4 separate regions of the Mus musculus genome follow, and regions 2, 3 and 4 are each linked to region 1. The links are chromatin loops, found by intact Hi-C in ENCODE. Cell type or tissue: left cerebral cortex. All regions are shown on one strand.

Region 1 (2,500 bases):
CTGTCTATCCATGCAGGCAAAACACCCGTACATAAACTTAAATCTTTAAAAAAGGAAAATTTAGCATTTATGTCTCACAGTAAGTAGAAACTTGAAAATTTTTTTATTGAATGTAATTAATCTAAAGTTAAAACTACCTGAGGATAATACTAGTAAATTCTTTTTTCTTTGGCCAAAATGGCATGTATAGTTAACCTATAAATGCATTTCTTCTTCTTCTTCTTCTTCTTCTTCTTCTTCTTCTTCTTCTTCTTCTTCAAATTTTAGAGTTTATCTGTTTGGGAACTTCCAAAATGCTCTGAGATTATGAAGTTATTTTGTGAAAGTAATTTTTATATTCCAGGAACACTGAAGGAAAAAGATGATGTCATAAGGAAATTGCACCTCTAAAACGTTAAAATTGTTATGTAAAAAGTGGCAGTCCTGACTTAAGTGTGAAGTCTCTCAAACTATTCTAAATGTACTTCTTTCCTAGCAAGAGACTTTTTTGTTTTGGTTTGGTTTTTGGTTTTTAGAGACAGGGTTTCTCTGTGCAGTCTTGGCTGTCCTGGAACTCACTTTGTAGACCAGGCTGGCCTCGAACTCAGAAATCCGCCTGCCTCTGCCTCCCAAGTGCTGGGAGCAAGAGACTTTTAAAAAGATTTGTTTGTAATCCCAGCACTAGGGTGGCTGGAGGCAGAAGCATAGTTTGGGATCAGCTTGGGTTACTCATTGAGTCAGACTCCAACATCAAAACAAGCAAAGATAGACAGCAGCAGCAAGAGGGGGAGCAGTAAGAGCCTGGTGATGTAGGTGAAGTCCCAGCACTTTGTACTGAAGCAGGAGTTCGAATCATTGGCCAGTTTGTGCTTCAGAGAGCTAGCCTGTCGGAAACCAAGCAACTGTATGGTTTTTTAATTTTTTTCCAAAACCACAACACCATGCAAGTCAAATACATTGCAAAAGGCCAAGCGTGCTGGCGCACCCCTTTAATAATGCCAGCACTCCCGGAAGAGGTAGGCGAGTGTCTCAGCAGAGGCAGGAGGAGTTTGAGGGTCAGCCTGGTCTACAGAGCAGCGCGAGTTCCTGGATAGCCAGGACTACGCACGGAAACGCTGTCTCAAAAAAAAAAAAAGGAAAAAAGAGACAAAGGGGGAAAAAAAGAAAAACCAAGCGCTACAGAAGAAAGAAGGGAAGGCTCGAACATACTGCCCAGAAACACATTAAAAACAAAGATCTCCACAAAAACACTTCCTGTCAGCCCCTAACATTCTGCTGAGCAATTTAACAATTTCTCGGGCGGGAGGGCGGGACTCCTCCTCCGAGGATTGTGGGAGGCTGCGGTAACGGCGCGTGCGTGGAAAGCAGAGCCGGGCCACTGCGTCCGCGGCCACGCCCACCTGTCCGCAAGGGCTGCCGGGAAAGCCCCCATCTTTAAGCGCGTTTGGCTGGCCCGCCGGCGCTCGGAAGTCCAGGCGCTTCTGTCGTTGTTCTTGAAGCTGTGGTGACCGTGGGATCCGAATCTTTGAGGTGAGCTTCTTGGAAACTGAGGAGAAGGTACGAAGGGCTGTGCTATGCGCAGGCCTCACCTTCCTCTCCGCGCCGCCGCGTGGGCCGCGCGGCCCGTGGCCGTGTGCTGGACCGCGGCCCGAGGGGGCGCGGGCCTCGGCGAGGCCACGGAGCGGGCCCCGGCCAGAGATGCGGGCGCCTGGGGCTTTCCACGTGGCAGGGATCCCGGCGGGCCGGTGTGGGAGGATGCGGCTCTCGCGGGGCCTTTAGGCAGAGGCTCGCCGCATCCTCACGGCGTCCTTTCGGTTTGTTCCTTGCACCCCTTTCCTGACTGGCCAGAGGCGGATGTTTCGGACCATTTAAGTCTTTAGGGTGGTCGGTGCGGGTTAAACGCGACAGGGTTCTGTGGGGACTGACTGGAGGCCGAAGAAGTGGGGGCCGCTATTGGGTTCCCAGCGTCGCTATCTTTTTTTTTTTTTTTTTTTCCTTCAAAGAACTGCCATTGCCATTCTGTCTTCAGTGTGAAACAGTCCCTAAATTGGGTAGGCCGCAGAAGTCTTGCAGGGGCTAACTAGGTCGTTATTGACCTGTGTCTCTGTAGTAATGAGAAGTGAGATTGTTGGTAGTGGGAGACAAACCAGCGCCTGTAACAGTAAATTCTGAAGTGGGACGTGTACTTCGTAGATTTCCCATTACAGGACCAGTGTATCGCCAGCAGTCTCCAGCATTTTGAGCAATGTCTCAAGAAATATACCAACAGTAACTCATAACTATATTCAGCTGCTGCAGATAAACTCTTCAAGAGCTGGTATACTTCCGTACAATATGGTAGGGTGGTTTAGTAAGGCGCTGAAAGCCAGTAAGACAGAAGATCCGGTTTGTGATTTCTAGCAAACCAGTATCACAGTCCCTCTTTATTCTAGGATTGTTGTCAGACCGTGAAACAGGAAAGTGGCTATAGAGTTAACCAGTGTAGTAGTGTTTTAGGCACATCCTTACCTTCCAGCGTCCC
Region 2 (2,500 bases), 71 kb before region 1:
GAGCTTTAGAAAAGATTACTCAGCAGGTCTGCAACATTATAAAGATTTTGATAGGTCAATAACATTTCCAAACGGCATTCCAAAATTTATTCAACGAATTACAAAGCTTAAGTGCCCCGAGTGTCTGACGAGTTACAGCTGGGGTAAGGCTCTAACTGCTGCCTTTTCTACCCCTATTCTACTCCTAGTCTATTCTTTCTACTGCTACGCTCCCCTAGTCCTCTTTCCTTTTTCCACTCATTCACCTGAAGGCCAACCTGCCTAACTTCCAAGGATGCTTGCTGGGACTGCTTTCGACTTGGTTAAAGCCCATTTCAAAAGGCAACCGAAGCCCTCACTTTGTCACCCTATGCTGGGGTTCTAGAAACAACAACCCCAGCTCCGGCACGGGCCAAGGCAGCTCACCTTGGCTTTCCTTCGCCTGCCCGGAGCGCCGTCCAAAGCGCACCTGCATCTTTAACAAAGCTGATCCCGCGAGTCCAGAGCAGGTGATACTACTTCCAAGCTGAAGTCAGCTACTGAGCGATAACTAAACCATTTGGTTGTTTAGCAACCACGCCGGAAGTGACGTCAGTCTCCAATCCAGGAACCAGGAAGGAGCCCTGTCCGCGGCTGAACCGAGGCCCGAAGCCCGGGTGTGCGCGTGCGCAGTGCAGAGCAGTGGGCGAGCCGGCGCTAGCAGTTCACCGGCTGCGTAAGGCACGAGAACCAACCGGCCGACGCTGGTGCTGATGCTGGCGGCCCGCTGCGACCCAGGCCTGGGTCAGTGAGGAGCCCTCGGTCCCGCTCGGCCGCTGCCGCTTTTCTCACTCGCTGCGCTAGTTTGGAACCGGCCGGTGTGCGAGTCGAGGCCCAGGCTGGGTGCGAGCTTCTACTCTGCGCCCCGCTGGCTGAGGTGAAGGACAGCCCTTTGACCACCGAGCCACAAGGATTAAAGGACAGAAAAGGTGTTTTTAAATGATTTGATTTATGAGGCATAGTCAGGACTATATGAGACCCTGTCAGTTGTTACGTAGGACTATTAAAACTTGAATGTTGTCCCCAGAACATTCGCGTTGATACCTTTAACATACATTAAACTGCTTGGTAAATAACTTGTAATTAGTGTACTTCGGGAACCAGTCAGTCTCTAATGACACAAAAAGTGGACTGGCACTTGATCTCAGCAGAGGCTCTCCTGACATATCGCTGTACAGCTGATTTCATTACTAAATTAAAGGAAGTGCGACTTTCAATAATGAACGTTCTAATGCATAGTTGTGCTATCTCTCCTCAGGTTTTCTATCAGAGATGTTCCACTGTAATAATGCTGGTAAGTATGGAAGGATTAATAAAAATTTCTGGAGACGGAACTTTTGTGTACTTGTGCTAAGCGAGTTGAAAGCTCCGCAGGGCTGGAAAGGTCAGGGATTGAACTGTCTTTGTAGGCCAACAGCCGCTTGCATAGTTTGTGAGGGAGCACGACGCCTAGCGAGAGATCGGTGAATTACACAGTGCTAGCTGCATCCCCAGCAAATTGTACCTTTCTCTTCCTAAGGCCCTCTTCCCACAAGATAACGCAGAGTGAGCAGGAAGTTCCTTCACGGGACAGAAACTCTGAGCTGAGGGACCTCACCACAAGGGACAACACAGGTGCCCTTTAACCTGTTCACTCTAGAGTTATCCTTGAAGCAACTGGGGCAGAGTATATAACTTAGAAGGCAGAAGCTGTGTAGACCACGTCTCTCAGTGAAAATTATCAGGAGTTTTACCAAATTAGTTACAAGTATTGAACCTCATAAAATATCTCAGTAACGTTCTCATATGGTCTTATATTTCAAATAGGGTCTCATATTTGACTTGAAACTCCCGATTGCAAGTGCCTTTTCCATACAAGTTGGTCTAGAACTAGTTTTTTTTTTTTGGGGGGGGGGTTGGGTTTTTTTTTTGTTGTTGTTGTTTTTTTTTTTTTTTTTTTTTTGTCTCGAAGCTCTTTTGCACCCTAATTGGAAACAGAATTTAAATGACTATTGAGATATTTTAAAAACAAAATCAGAAACAAACAAACAAAAACCCACAAATGACAATTAAACCACTCATTAAGATCTGGCCACTGTCCATAAACCATTTTATGCGTGCTATACTTAGTTATGTGTATGTTTGTATATGTGTTTGTGTGAGAGTAAGTGCACATGATTGAAGGTGCCCAAAGAGACTAGGGCTGTCAGACCCCCCTGGAGCTTCAGTTACAAGTAGTGATAAGCCACCAAAACTTGGATCTTCTACAAAAACAGTCAATGTTCTTAACTGCTCAGCTGCCTCTCCAGCCCCTTATTTATTTACTTCTTTGGGGTGTATGTGTGTGTGTACTCGAATGTAACAGCCATGGCATCTAGAGACATTAAGTCCCCTGGAGCTAAAATTGTCCCACCTGACTTGGGTTCTGAGAAGAGCAACATGGGCTCTTACCCAGTGAGCCATCTCTCCAGCCCTGAGAATACTGTTTTGATTTTGTTAATAA
Region 3 (2,500 bases), 58 kb before region 1:
GGGTTGGGGGGGGGGTACAGACAGAGACAGACAGAGACAGAGACAAACAGAGACAGACTTGAGCCCAGAAATTTTAGACCATGCTGACAGCAGTGATACCCTCTCAATGATAACAAAACAAACAACACTTGGAACAATAAACATGACCTATCTGAGTCAGGAGTTCACAAGCAGTTGACTAGATAGTTCTGGCTTGAGATAAAAGTGGTTCCAAATACTGGGCGGTTCTTGAGTCAGATGAAAGACAGGCTGGAGGAGCCTCTTCCAAGGTAGGTCATTCATACCTTTTAGCAAGAGGCCTAATTCCTTCTTCTTTTTTTCTGAATCAGGAAGGCTTAGTTTATCACACATGGTTGGTTGGAGGCTTGCATTTACATAGACAGACATAGGATTCTGCCACCTAAGTATGGGAACTTTAGTTCAGATTGCCCAGGCACCCTTGTAAAAGCTGGTGTGGTTTCATGCATCTTTAATCCCAGCACTGGGAGCATAGACTAGTGAGTCCTTGGAGCTCAATGGCCAGCCAGCTTAGTGGAATCGCTGAGCATTCAGTGAGAGACCATGTCTCAAATCATAAGATGCAGCCGGGCGTGGTGGCACACGCCTTTAATCCCAGCACTCGGGAGGCAGAGGCAGGTGGATTTCTGAGTTCGAGGCCAGCCTAGTCTACAAAGTGAGTTCCAGGACAGCCAGGGCTACACAGAGAAACCCTGTCTCGAAACCCCACCCCTAACCCACCCCCACCCCACCCCCAAAAAATCCTTGTTCTGTATGTGAATGGAAAAGTTGTGTTTGTCTTTCTGAGATTTGCTTATTTCTTTTGACATAGTGATTTCCAGTTTTGTCCATTTTCCTATAGAGGAAGATATTTGATGACACCCTGTTGTTGCCCCGTGTCATGGAGATTCAGCAGCTTTGGATCCGCAGGAACAGTCCTATCACATGCTCCAGCAGTTCATAAATGTGGTAGATACTGGGGTGAGTCATCTCAAAACCCTAGATCTGGGCTTGGTGGTAGCTGGGTTGGCCCACCCACCACCAGGGGGAGCCCTTCTGCACCGCCCCAGCTAGATCTCTCAATGCAGCAACTGTCAAAGGTCAGAGCCAGCTCTCCTGCTCTCATACTACTCTCATACTCTGGGCTGGCTCACCCAAGCCCCTGTCTCCAGGGTCAGCTCTACTGTACTGGCCAGGCAAGGTACAGGGCCCGCTCTCCCAAGTGCTGCAGCTGCTTAAAGGCAGGGCCAGTTCTCAAGCCTCACGCCCTTAGGCCACGCCCATACCACCAGGGCCAGCTCTACTGTGCTGCCCACGCTAGGTGCATGGCCTTCTCTTCAAAATGCTGCAGCCAGCAAGGGGGTGGATTAGTGCTGTGAGGTGCCTCCCCAGGAGCAGCTGCAGCACCTCCTCTCCAGCCTCAGCCAGTGGCCACCTTGAAGAACCACTGCAGGAACTGCCATGGTGGCTGCACCACCTCTCTAGCTTCCCAGAGTGACTTCATGGGAATGGTGCCTCAGGCAAAGTTGCCTGCTGCCCTGGCAGTCTTTCTGTTCTCACCCATGGGCTCGATGTAGGAAAGGGGGGGGGGGGGGGGGGGAGACGGACACAAAACACCACCATCAACAAAAATAACACCAGTCTCTGTGCAGGAAAACTCACCAAGCCCGAGCTCCTCGAGCTGAAGACTTGAAATCCCACCGATCCCTACGCTGGAAATCTTTGCCCTGGAAAACTTTGCCCCCTGAGAATTTCTATGCCTACTGCTTGATTCGCAGCTGCTTCTCCCTGGAGCAGAGGCAGACTCTCTCCAGGACTTTTCCCTCCCAATAAATGTATGTGAGGTTTGCTGTGCTGTGTGACGTTGTAGAGCTGCAACACCTTCCCTGGAGCAAAGCTGAGCAGAAGTCTTACACTTTTGCTGGGGAAACCCTTCCTTCCCCAGGGGAGCAGAGCTGCCACGCTTCCTTCCGTAAGGGATGCGGTTCTCAGCAGCGCTGCGCAGTTTTCAGTTGGTTATCTCCAAAGCCACCTCTCTTCATAGTGGGAAACGGGAGAGAAAGAGCAGCAGAAAGTTGTGGCAAACTGTGGCAAAACTGAGTTGTGCAGAGGCTTTTTAATTCCATGGAAACCACTCGCTAAAGTTCTTGATATTCTTCCCTGCACCAGTGGAGCCTTGTTCAGAAGGTCCCTGCCTCTGCCTGTATCTTGACCTGTTCCTCCTCCCTCCCCACAACCTTGTTAGCTTCAAAGTTTCAAGCTTTACTCAAGATCTTTGATCCATTTTGACTTGACTTTTATACCGGGTGAGAAATAAAGACGTAGTTCCCTGTGTCTACAGTCGGACTCCAGTGTCTACAGGCAGACTCCAGTTTCCTCACTAGCTGTTTTGAAGAGACTATTTCTTCTCCAATATGTTTGCTGGCTTTGTTGTTGTCTGTTTTTGGTTTGGGGGCATCTTTTTTTAAAAGAGAAAAGATAACTACAGCTGTGTGGGCTTATT
Region 4 (2,500 bases), 95 kb after region 1:
GGGTTTAAATATTCCCAAAATTTTTGTTAGACTCAGTCTTAAAGAATTTTCAAGTTTATGGATTATCCTCTACCTACTGGAGGTATGGTCCCTGAGATAGAGCTGAATATTCAGTAGTAGTTTTTTTTTTAAAAATTAAAAAAGTATTTATTTTACATGTATGGGTATTTGTATGCATGCATGTTATGTGCACCACATACATGCCTGGTCCTGGCAGAGGTTAGAAGAAGGCGTTGTAACCCCTGGAACTGGATTTGATGGTTATGAATCACTGTGTGGGTATTGGGAACCAAACTTAGGTCTTCTGCAAGAGCTGTCACTGCTTTTACCCACTGGACTATCTATCCAGCCCCGCCCCCTTAAATACATTAATTTTTTTTTTATGCAGACATTTTTGAGGTAGGATCTCGCTGTATAGCCCTGCTTGGTCTGGAACTTACAGTGTGGACCGGCCTTGAACTTGGCTTAATCCTCCTGCTTCTGCCTGCCAAATACTGCCATTATAGGCTGATCATAGTGGCAAGGTAATGAAACCTTAAAATCTTAGTGTTAGTGTATGGTGAAAATATCTAACAAAATTTAGTATGTCGGTATCATTTAGAAAATATTTGTTTTCTTAACGACTTGAAGATTTTGTAGCATCAGTTCAGTACTGCGTGGTAGCAAGCCCCAACCGCATCGCAGTGATACGGGTTAAACCCATCCTCAGCCTCCTTTGACTATTTCTTCAAACAGCTAGCAAAAACATTTTCTAAAATTTGATTTAGTTTAAGAATTACATGCCTTAATATGAACTAGGACAGAGTATTTGTGGCTTGGTGCTTTCCCTTTGTGTGAACCCACTTGTTTTTATTTGCTTTTAGAAATTTTGCTTTTAGAAAAGTAGTCTTTACTCCTACACATCTGTGCTGGGTTTTTGTATATTCTTTCTGGTTTTCTGAACAAGGGTACAGTATATTTATACAGTGATGAAAATGGACATAATGGAAATTGTTTTCCTTTCATTTAATGGAATTCGATCAATTTATTTTGGGGAAAGTATACTTAGGGCCACCTCATCATATAATTTATTTGGCTCATATATTTAAAACCACAATAAGGTTCATACTGAACTGTTATGTCACCCTCTTGTGGCCAACATTATACATTACAGCCAGTCATTTTCTATTTTGGTAAAATGAATTTGAACTGAGTAATTTGTAGACGTTGATGCTGGTGCTAGTCATTAATATTGTTTGTTTTCTTGACACATACATTATATCCCAGAAAATCCCAACCCCAAAAGTGGCATTATTCCTGGAAGTTATAGCTTTGAATCAGTTTTATCTGCTGTAGCGGACTTTAGGGCTCCCATTTTTGAACCTGGAGGCTCTATGCAACAAGGCATGTACACTCCCAAAGGTATGTCTCTATACAGAAATGTATTCTTGCCTGTAGTTTCACAAAGAAAATACTTTGTTTTTGTTCTTTGTACATTTATTTATTAGTGTGTGTGTGTAGGTGCGGGTGTGGGTGAAGCCAGAGGTCACCCTGGATCTGCCTTCGTTCCTCGGGTGTCATCACCTTGTCCTTTGCAGCAGGGTCTCTCCCTGAAACTGGAGCTTACTCAATAGGCTAACTGTGGCCAGACAGCCCCAGGGATTTGCCTGTCCACACCTCCTCAGCTCTGGAATTATATGTACAGGCCACCATGCCTTTCTTTTTTATGTGGCTCTTGGGTGGAACTTCGGTCCTTGTACTTTAAAACCAAGTCCTTCCCTGACTTTCCCCCTTTAATAGTTATCTTGTATTAATCCAGTTTTGGCATTCTTCTGCCAAATTTCTTTTCTTTCTTTCTTTCTTTTTTTTTTTTTTTTTTTTTTTGCTTTTTTCGAGACAGGGTTTCTCTGTATAGCCCTGGCTGTCATGGAACGCACTCTGTAGACCAGGCTGGCCTTGAACTCAGAAATCCGCCTGCCTTTGCCTCCCAAGTGCTAGGATTAAAGGCGTGCGCCACCATCGCCTGGCTTCTGCCAAATTTCTTATAAATTTATGTTTTTCTTAGTATTAATTCTATTTAGCAAGTAGATGCTGGTCTATGAGTTCAAGGCCAGCCCAGTCTAGCTAGTTCCAGGACAGTCAGGGCCATGTAATTAAGATAACTTGTCTCAAACAACAACAACAGAAAGTATTTATGTTACACTATGGCCTTCTTAAATTACTAAATTACAAAAACAACTTTAGAAACTCTAATTCATTTCTGTAAGTGACCACTAACCATAAATGAATCATAAATTTTAAAACAATATTATCTTTCTTAATTCAGTTAGAAAGTTCCCTCCCTCCCTCCCTCCCTCCCTCCCTCCCTCCAACCCTTCTTTCTTGCCTCCCTCCCTCCTCTCTTCCCTTCTTCCCTCCTCTCTGTCTTTGTCACTCTCTTTCTCATTTATTCATTCATTGTATTGTTTTTTCAAAGACAAGATCTTACTATGTAACCTTGGCTGTCCTGAAACTTGTGTCT

The links. Hi-C counts contacts between places; a loop is a spot of excess contacts. Peaks named below come from ENCODE experiments on the same cell type or tissue, not always from the same donor. Only the 100,000 strongest peaks of a DNase experiment are listed, where the experiment ranks them.
Region 2: a loop joins it to region 1, with 2.4 times the contacts of the local background. A loop is called at or near these places in 11 of 42 quality-filtered maps.
Region 3: it touches region 1 in a loop (2.3-fold over the local background); 11 of 42 quality-filtered maps call a loop at or near these places.
Region 4: a loop joins it to region 1, with 2.2 times the contacts of the local background. A loop is called at or near these places in 6 of 42 quality-filtered maps.

Annotation. Positions count from the first base shown.
Region 1 is chr2:69,860,204-69,862,703 of GRCm38, forward strand. It overlaps Ssb (Sjogren syndrome antigen B), which reads left to right and starts at 1,359. Exons shown (of 12, transcript NM_001110145.1): 1 at 1,359-1,509. In left cerebral cortex, no CTCF peak of the experiment used is centred here; DNase peaks (open chromatin) are centred at 993, 1,369, 1,757, 2,158 and 1 more place; H3K4me3 peaks cover 1,790 bases; H3K27ac peaks cover 1,366 bases.
Region 2 is chr2:69,789,010-69,791,509 of GRCm38, forward strand. It overlaps Ccdc173 (coiled-coil domain containing 173), which reads right to left and starts at 477. Exons shown (of 9, transcript NM_001077684.1): 1 at 406-477. The coding sequence starts at 454. It overlaps Phospho2 (phosphatase, orphan 2), which reads left to right and starts at 728. Exons shown (of 4, transcript NM_028521.2): 1 at 728-947; 2 at 1,277-1,312. In left cerebral cortex, a CTCF peak has its summit at 1,476; DNase peaks (open chromatin) are centred at 600 and 1,458; H3K4me3 peaks cover 1,782 bases; H3K27ac peaks cover 1,131 bases.
Region 3 is chr2:69,801,970-69,804,469 of GRCm38, forward strand. It overlaps Gm39841 (a long non-coding RNA gene), which reads left to right and starts at 169. Exons shown (of 3, transcript XR_866401.3): 1 at 169-269; 2 at 860-978; 3 at 1,650-2,500. In left cerebral cortex, a CTCF peak has its summit at 1,045 (motif pointing right); a DNase peak (open chromatin) is centred at 1,046.
Region 4 is chr2:69,954,706-69,957,205 of GRCm38, forward strand. Ubr3 (ubiquitin protein ligase E3 component n-recognin 3) reads left to right here. Exons shown (of 39, transcript NM_177783.6): 18 at 1,260-1,401. Among named protein-coding and RNA genes, the nearest start is that of Ubr3, 59 kb to the left of the region's middle. In left cerebral cortex, a CTCF peak has its summit at 1,137 (motif pointing left); a DNase peak (open chromatin) is centred at 1,204.